Regions from separate parts of the Homo sapiens genome. Here region 1 is linked to region 2. A link is an interaction called in ENCODE POLR2A ChIA-PET data of the cell type or tissue named here. Cell type or tissue: MCF 10A. All regions are shown on one strand. Each heading gives the region's core, and the rest is flanking DNA. Links, peaks and the distances in the headings are about the cores only. Region 1 overlaps ERI3 (ERI1 exoribonuclease family member 3). Region 2 holds the start of RPS8 (ribosomal protein S8).

Region 1 (2,907 bases), core at 187-2,686, 450 kb after region 2:
TATTCCTCTAGGACCTATTTGATGCATTGTTTGGCCATTGGCCTAGAGGAGGTAGGTAGTGATGGTTAGGTAGATAGGATAATAACTGGCTAGAAAGCTTGGAATCTTGCTCTCTAAAAGTGTGATAAAACTGAGAGCCATGATTTGAGATTGCATTGTCTGGAAATGCAGGGACATGTCTGCGTTGTTCACAACACTAGCGGCATTTTAAAGGCCAGCTGGTCAACTGAACGGGATTGGTAGTTACAGATGGGTGGGTAGGGCTGATGAGTGAGATGAAACATGGCATTTTGATCAGGTCTACTTTCACTGGAAAGGTAATGTGACTAGAGAAACAATGTCGGGGGCAGACCTGAAAGGAAATTCATGGTTGATGGTGTTGAATGTGGTGGCTGGTGAGGATAGCAAGGAGTCCCCAAGTAGGTGCCTTAGGATATGCAGGAATTCTGTGATCCTGCTCCAAATTTGTGGCCAGGGTTGGAGAGGCCTTTCTCAGGACCAGAGGCAGTTAGATAGACCAGATAAGCTCCTGGCTTGTGTCTGTAATGAGCGGTCTTCTCATAGGAGAGGTACCCAGTCCTGCTTTTTGGTTCATCTGGACAGAGGAAGGTTTTTTTCTGGAGGGCTGAGACAATAGTGTGCTGAGCACTCTGAGGGTAGCTGATGCCCTGGTCTTGACAGTATTCCTAAAGGAAGCAGGCACTGCCATGACAAGAAGACTTTTTGCTAGCTCCCTGACAGAGATGTGCCAGTCTACTCTGTGAAGTTCTTGGATGTGACAGGCCTGTTTTTCTGCCCTAGCTCTTGGCAGCAAGGAGGATGAAATGTCTGGTGATAAGAGCTAGCGATGGTTAGCAGACTTAGAGGGCTTGACTCGGGTGCTTAAAGTGGGTCAAGTAAGGGTTTGCTCTGAGAAGGGAGCTGAGAGCCATGGGCTCTGATTCTCATTTGGTCAGTACCTCAGCGATAAGGAGTTAGTCACATAAATGTTCTAGACTACACCTTTGCTGTTTAAATTGTGGTCTGAGAACCAGCAGCATCCTCATCACCTGGGAGCTTGTTAGAAATGCAGAATGTCATGCCGGCCCTACTGAAATAGAATATACTGAAATATAATCTGAATATACTAAATATACTGAAATAGAACCTGCAATCTGACACATTCCTCAGGTCATTTGAAGTCTGAGAAACACTGCTGTAGTCTGGACCAGCGGTTCTCAAACTTCAGACTTCAGCGAGCGTCAGAGTCACCTGGAGGGCTGTTAAAACCAAGGCTGTTGGCCCCATCCCCAGGGCTTCTGATTCTGAAAGGCAAGGGTGGAGGCCAGAAATTTGCATTTCTAACAAGTTCTCAAGTGATGGGACTGGTTTGACAACAGCTGACCCTCTTAGCTTTCTCATCTGCAAAACAGGGGAGTGATTCCTGCCTGCTTACGGAGATGTGGGATCATATGGGACAGTGTGTGAGAAATGTGTTCAGTGCATTGCGGGGGTGGGGGGCGGGTATCCGTTTGTGTATTGCTTGCTTACTAGTCAGTGAATTTTTAAAAATCTATTGTCATGCCAGCACAACTGTTTACCTTCCTGGCTGCTGGCCATCATTTGTGGGCAGAGAACAGGGAATCTATGAACCACCCCACAGGCATGCAGTATTCTGTGAAGAGATCAGCAGTCCCTGGGGCTATGGATGGGGATTATTGAGCAAGGCCTCCTGTAGCCCAGCCAGCTTCCCTGGCTCCTGGCCAAGTAGTCTGACCAGAATTCTCAGTCTGCCTGAGTGGGCCTGGTCCTGTCTTGATCACTTGTTACTCACCGCCATTTCTTCACCCCCAGCTAGTGTATCTTAAGGCAATATTTGAATTGGTTTGAAAAATGGTCTTTGTCTAACCAAGCCTCTGATTCATCTTGTGATCCTGAGCAAGACACATGCCTTTCCTCCACTTTGTTGGGTGACTGATGGAACAGGCTTTGGCTGCATGTGCCCAAGTCCCAGAATGTGGACTCTGGACCTTCAAAGTGAGGGAAGCTGAGGTAGACGCTGTTCTGATGAGAATCAGTAGAGCATAGTAGTTAAAAGCATAGATTCCAAAACTGGACTGTCTGGATTTGAGTCTTGACTACCTACTGGTAGTCTGACCTTGGGCAAGTTGCTTGCACTCTTTATGCCTCAGTTGCCTTATTGGCAAAGTGGGGTTAATAATAGTACCAATCTTATAGGACTGATGGGAGGATAAACTGAGTTAAACATATTAAGTGCTCAAAACAGTGTTTGATATGTAATGGCTTATAGGTATTAGCTCTTATTAGTAGAACTAGTACTAGTATTATTCTGATCCACAACCTCCTAATAAGCTGTTGAGATACAGCAGGTGACTGGGAGGCAGGCCCTGCTTCTCTGGGAAACACAGAGAGATCAGGCCCTCTTATCAACATACTGATAGAACCAGAGTACTATCCAGAGAGATTTTTTTGGGCTTGGCACCCTTCCATTTCTAGGCCCTTCCTTAGTGATGCCTCCAGGGGACCTCTCTAGCACATAACCTGAGATTTGTTTAAATTAATTTCATGACAAATGTGTGTCTACAGGTAGCTACAAACAAATCATTTGGTTGTTTGGTGCCCTTGAAGGGTCAGCTTCACAGAAGCCACTAATATCTGAAGTTATTTACAATTGAATATGTAAAAATGTTTGAACTGTGGCTGTTTCTGAGTCATGTACATACAGAGGGAGACACAGGTGTGCACACCTCAGGTGAGGATGTGGTTTCTAAGACTTGGTCTCCTTCATTTATTGGTATTATGTTTTTGAAAAATTCAGATTTCAATAAGGGTAAATTATAATTCACTTTGCACCCATACTCTCCTCAAATAAAGAATAGCAGTGTCTATTTTCAGCCTCTTTTCTAT
Region 2 (2,907 bases), core at 164-2,663:
TCCAGCCTGAGCAACAGAGACCCAATCTCAAAAAAAGAGATTGGAGCAGGACAGCCTGGGTGGAGAGAACTCCCCAGCTACCTTAAGATCTTTCAGCAAGGAGAAACTTCAAATGCCTTGGTCTAAGCCACAGACTACTTGCTAAAAGCACTTGAATCTTTTTTTTTACTGAGAGTCTCGCTCTGTTGCCCAGGCTGGACTCGAACTCCTGACCTCAGGTGATCCGCCCGCCTCGGCCTCCCAACGTGCTGGGCTTATAGGCGTGAGCCACCGCGCCAGGCCCACTTGGTGAATCTTAAGACCGTTTAGGTGCGTTTTCCCACCCACTCCCAAAGGGCCTCACTCACACTCTGAGCCCCAGGAGAAATTCCCCACGTCCAACCTCAGGGCACGGTATTTCTTGTTACCTCCCCGCACACGGACTGTGTGGATGCGGCGGGGGCCAATCTGGAAAACACAAGGTTACAGGAACTAGGTTACCAAGGAGAGCAAGGCAAGTGAGGGAGAGGAACCTGGGCCGGGAGGAGGCAACAGTCAGTGTAACTATGACAAGTCCTTGCATTGGCAAGTGGCACACAGGTGACCAAGACGGCCACAACCACGCCTAAGGATTCTTTTTCATCACCCTACTTGCCTCCAAGAGGAAAGCCTGACCCCAAATGCTGAAAATTAAGCCTCTGTAAAAAAAACAAGACTAGGCTTCTGACTATGACGCGAGGCGCCACCCTCTCCAGAAGCTCAAGTCCCCACACAGTATCCTTCTCTCTGAAATCCTAAGCTCCAGGTTTGGGGGCCTGAGGGAGCATTCCCTCTTTGGTACTTACTTATCCAACAGCTAAAGGGGGACAGGACACCCAGGCCCTACTACAGAGAAATCAGAGCCCAAGAAAGAACGCACAACTGTCACACGGAAAGACCCGAGCACGCTGGAGAGCGGGGGAAGGCGACCTCCCAGGCGGACAGGCCCACGCTCGCACCCACCTTGGTGTTGGCAGCTGGGCGCCCCAACTCATACTTCCGCTTCTTGTGGTAGGGCTTTCTCTTGCCCCCGGTTTTGCGGCGCTTGTGCCAGTTGTCCCGAGAGATGCCTGCATGTGGAAGCGGGGAAGGAAGCTTGAGCCACTGTGACTCGGTGCTAGCGACTCGCCAGCTCCCGGAGACCCCCGCGCCGGGCCGGTCGCACGCTCAGCTCTCCAAGGTTGGCTTCCCCACCGCGCACTCGGGAGTATGCAGCATTACCGAGTTGTCATCATACACGTGCGGCCAGGCCGGGGCCTCCTCCTCGCGGCAGCCATGTTGGCGCCGCTCGGAGCCCGCAGCCCGCGGCCCGGAACCCGGAGCCCAGAGCCTTCGCAGCCCCCAGAGACGGGCTGGGCGGCCGAAACCCGAGGGCCACCACTCCTCGTGGCTGTCCCTGGCCGGGGGTCGGGGCGTCTGGACTCCTCAGTAGGCTGTGAAGCAGGATGGGGCCTGATTGAGCTCAACCTCCCTTCACCCGCCTCAATGCAGAGCGACACTCACCCATCGCTCGGCGCTGGCTGGAAAGAGAAACCGCAAAGATTCACGGTTCGGTTTGTAAAACGCTGCCCCGCCCCTTTACTTTACGTTGTTTCTGAGCGCCGAAACAACGTCGGGCGACGAGACTTACGTGTCAGCTGCCGCGCCTAGGGCCACGAGCCTAGGAGGGTCTCGCAGGCTGCTGACCTCTGCCGACCCCCGGCGACTCGCCTCCGACCCTGGGCTGGGGGAAGGGGGTCTGCGGCGTCGGCAGATCTGGGCGTGTTTAGACTAGTTTCAGAGGCTGCTGCGGTCGTTTAGGATGAGATGTGGGTGCGGCTGCGTTGAAAAAGAGTGGAAGGCAATGGAATTGGAAACGAGTGTGGACTTGGGTTTTGTTTTGAAGGGTTTGGTGGTAGATTGGACATGGGGATTGAGGGAGAGGGCGGTGTCAAGGATTCCTAAGATTGTCACTTGATCAATCGGATAAATATTGGGGCCATTTACTGAGATGGGGTAGGCTAAGGTAGGAGCTGTTCTGGACACGTTCATTTTGAGATCTTGCTAAGTCATGTTGAGTGGGACTAACAGATAGGAAGCTGAATATTAATGACTGGTCATCCTTATAAGGGATCTGCACCGAAGATGTTATTTTGGGAATCGTTGGCTTATAAATGGTAATTAAAGCCACCAGAATGAACGGAACTTAGGAAGAGAGTATAAAGGAGGGATCAGCTAACTTTTCTGAGCTAGAAGGATATCTATTTTTTAATTAAAAAAAATTTTTAGGCCTGGCGCGGTGGCTCACGCCTGTAATCTCAGCACTTTTGGGAGGCGGAGGCGGGCGGATCACGAGGTCAGGAGTTCGAGACCAGCCTGGCCAACATGGTGAAACCGCGTGTCTACTAAAAAAATACAAAATTTAGTTGAGCATGGTGACGCACACCTGTAATCCCAGCTACTCAGGGAGGCTGAGGCAGGAGAATCGCTTGAACCAGGGAGCTGGAGGTTGCAGTGAGCCGAGATCGCACCACTGCACTCCAGTCTGGCGACAGAGCGAAACTCCGTCTCAAAACAAAACAAACAAACAAAACAAAATTAGCCGGGCGTGGTGGCGGGCGCCTGTAATTCCAGCAACTCCGTCTGGAGGCTGAAGAAGGAGAATCACTTGAACCGGGAGGTGGAGGTTCCAGTGAGCCGAGATGGCACCAATGCACTCACTCCAGCCTGGGTGATGGAGTAAAACTCTGTCTCAAAAAAATAAAATACACAAGTTATTATTGATTATAGTCACCCTGTTTTGCTATCAAATAGTAGGTCTTATTTATGATGATATTTTATTTTTGTACCCATTAGCCATCCCCACCATCCCCACTTCCCCCTACCCTCCCACTACCCTTTCTAGCCTCT

What was found. Peaks named below come from ENCODE experiments on the same cell type or tissue, not always from the same donor. Only the 100,000 strongest peaks of a DNase experiment are listed, where the experiment ranks them.
Region 1: POLR2A ChIA-PET joins it to region 2 with 6 read pairs; 2 of 35 experiments call an interaction of 5 or more read pairs at or near these places.

Annotation. Positions count from the first base shown.
Region 1 is chr1:44,326,816-44,329,722 of GRCh38, reverse strand. The region is part of intron 3 of ERI3 (ERI1 exoribonuclease family member 3); the gene reads left to right. Among named protein-coding and RNA genes, the nearest start is that of ERI3, 27 kb to the left of the region's middle. In MCF 10A, for the core only: no CTCF peak of the experiment used is centred there; a DNase peak (open chromatin) is centred at 1,682.
Region 2 is chr1:44,774,215-44,777,121 of GRCh38, reverse strand. It overlaps RPS8 (ribosomal protein S8), which reads right to left and starts at 1,582. Exons shown (of 6, transcript NM_001012.2): 1 at 1,522-1,582; 2 at 982-1,088; 3 at 348-447. The coding sequence starts at 1,525. SNORD55 (small nucleolar RNA, C/D box 55) reads right to left here and starts at 1,257; the gene lies at 1,184-1,257. SNORD46 (small nucleolar RNA, C/D box 46) reads right to left here and starts at 630; the gene lies at 533-630. RefSeq lists an enhancer at 959-1,248 and a silencer at 1,329-1,538. In MCF 10A, for the core only: no CTCF peak of the experiment used is centred there; a DNase peak (open chromatin) is centred at 1,581.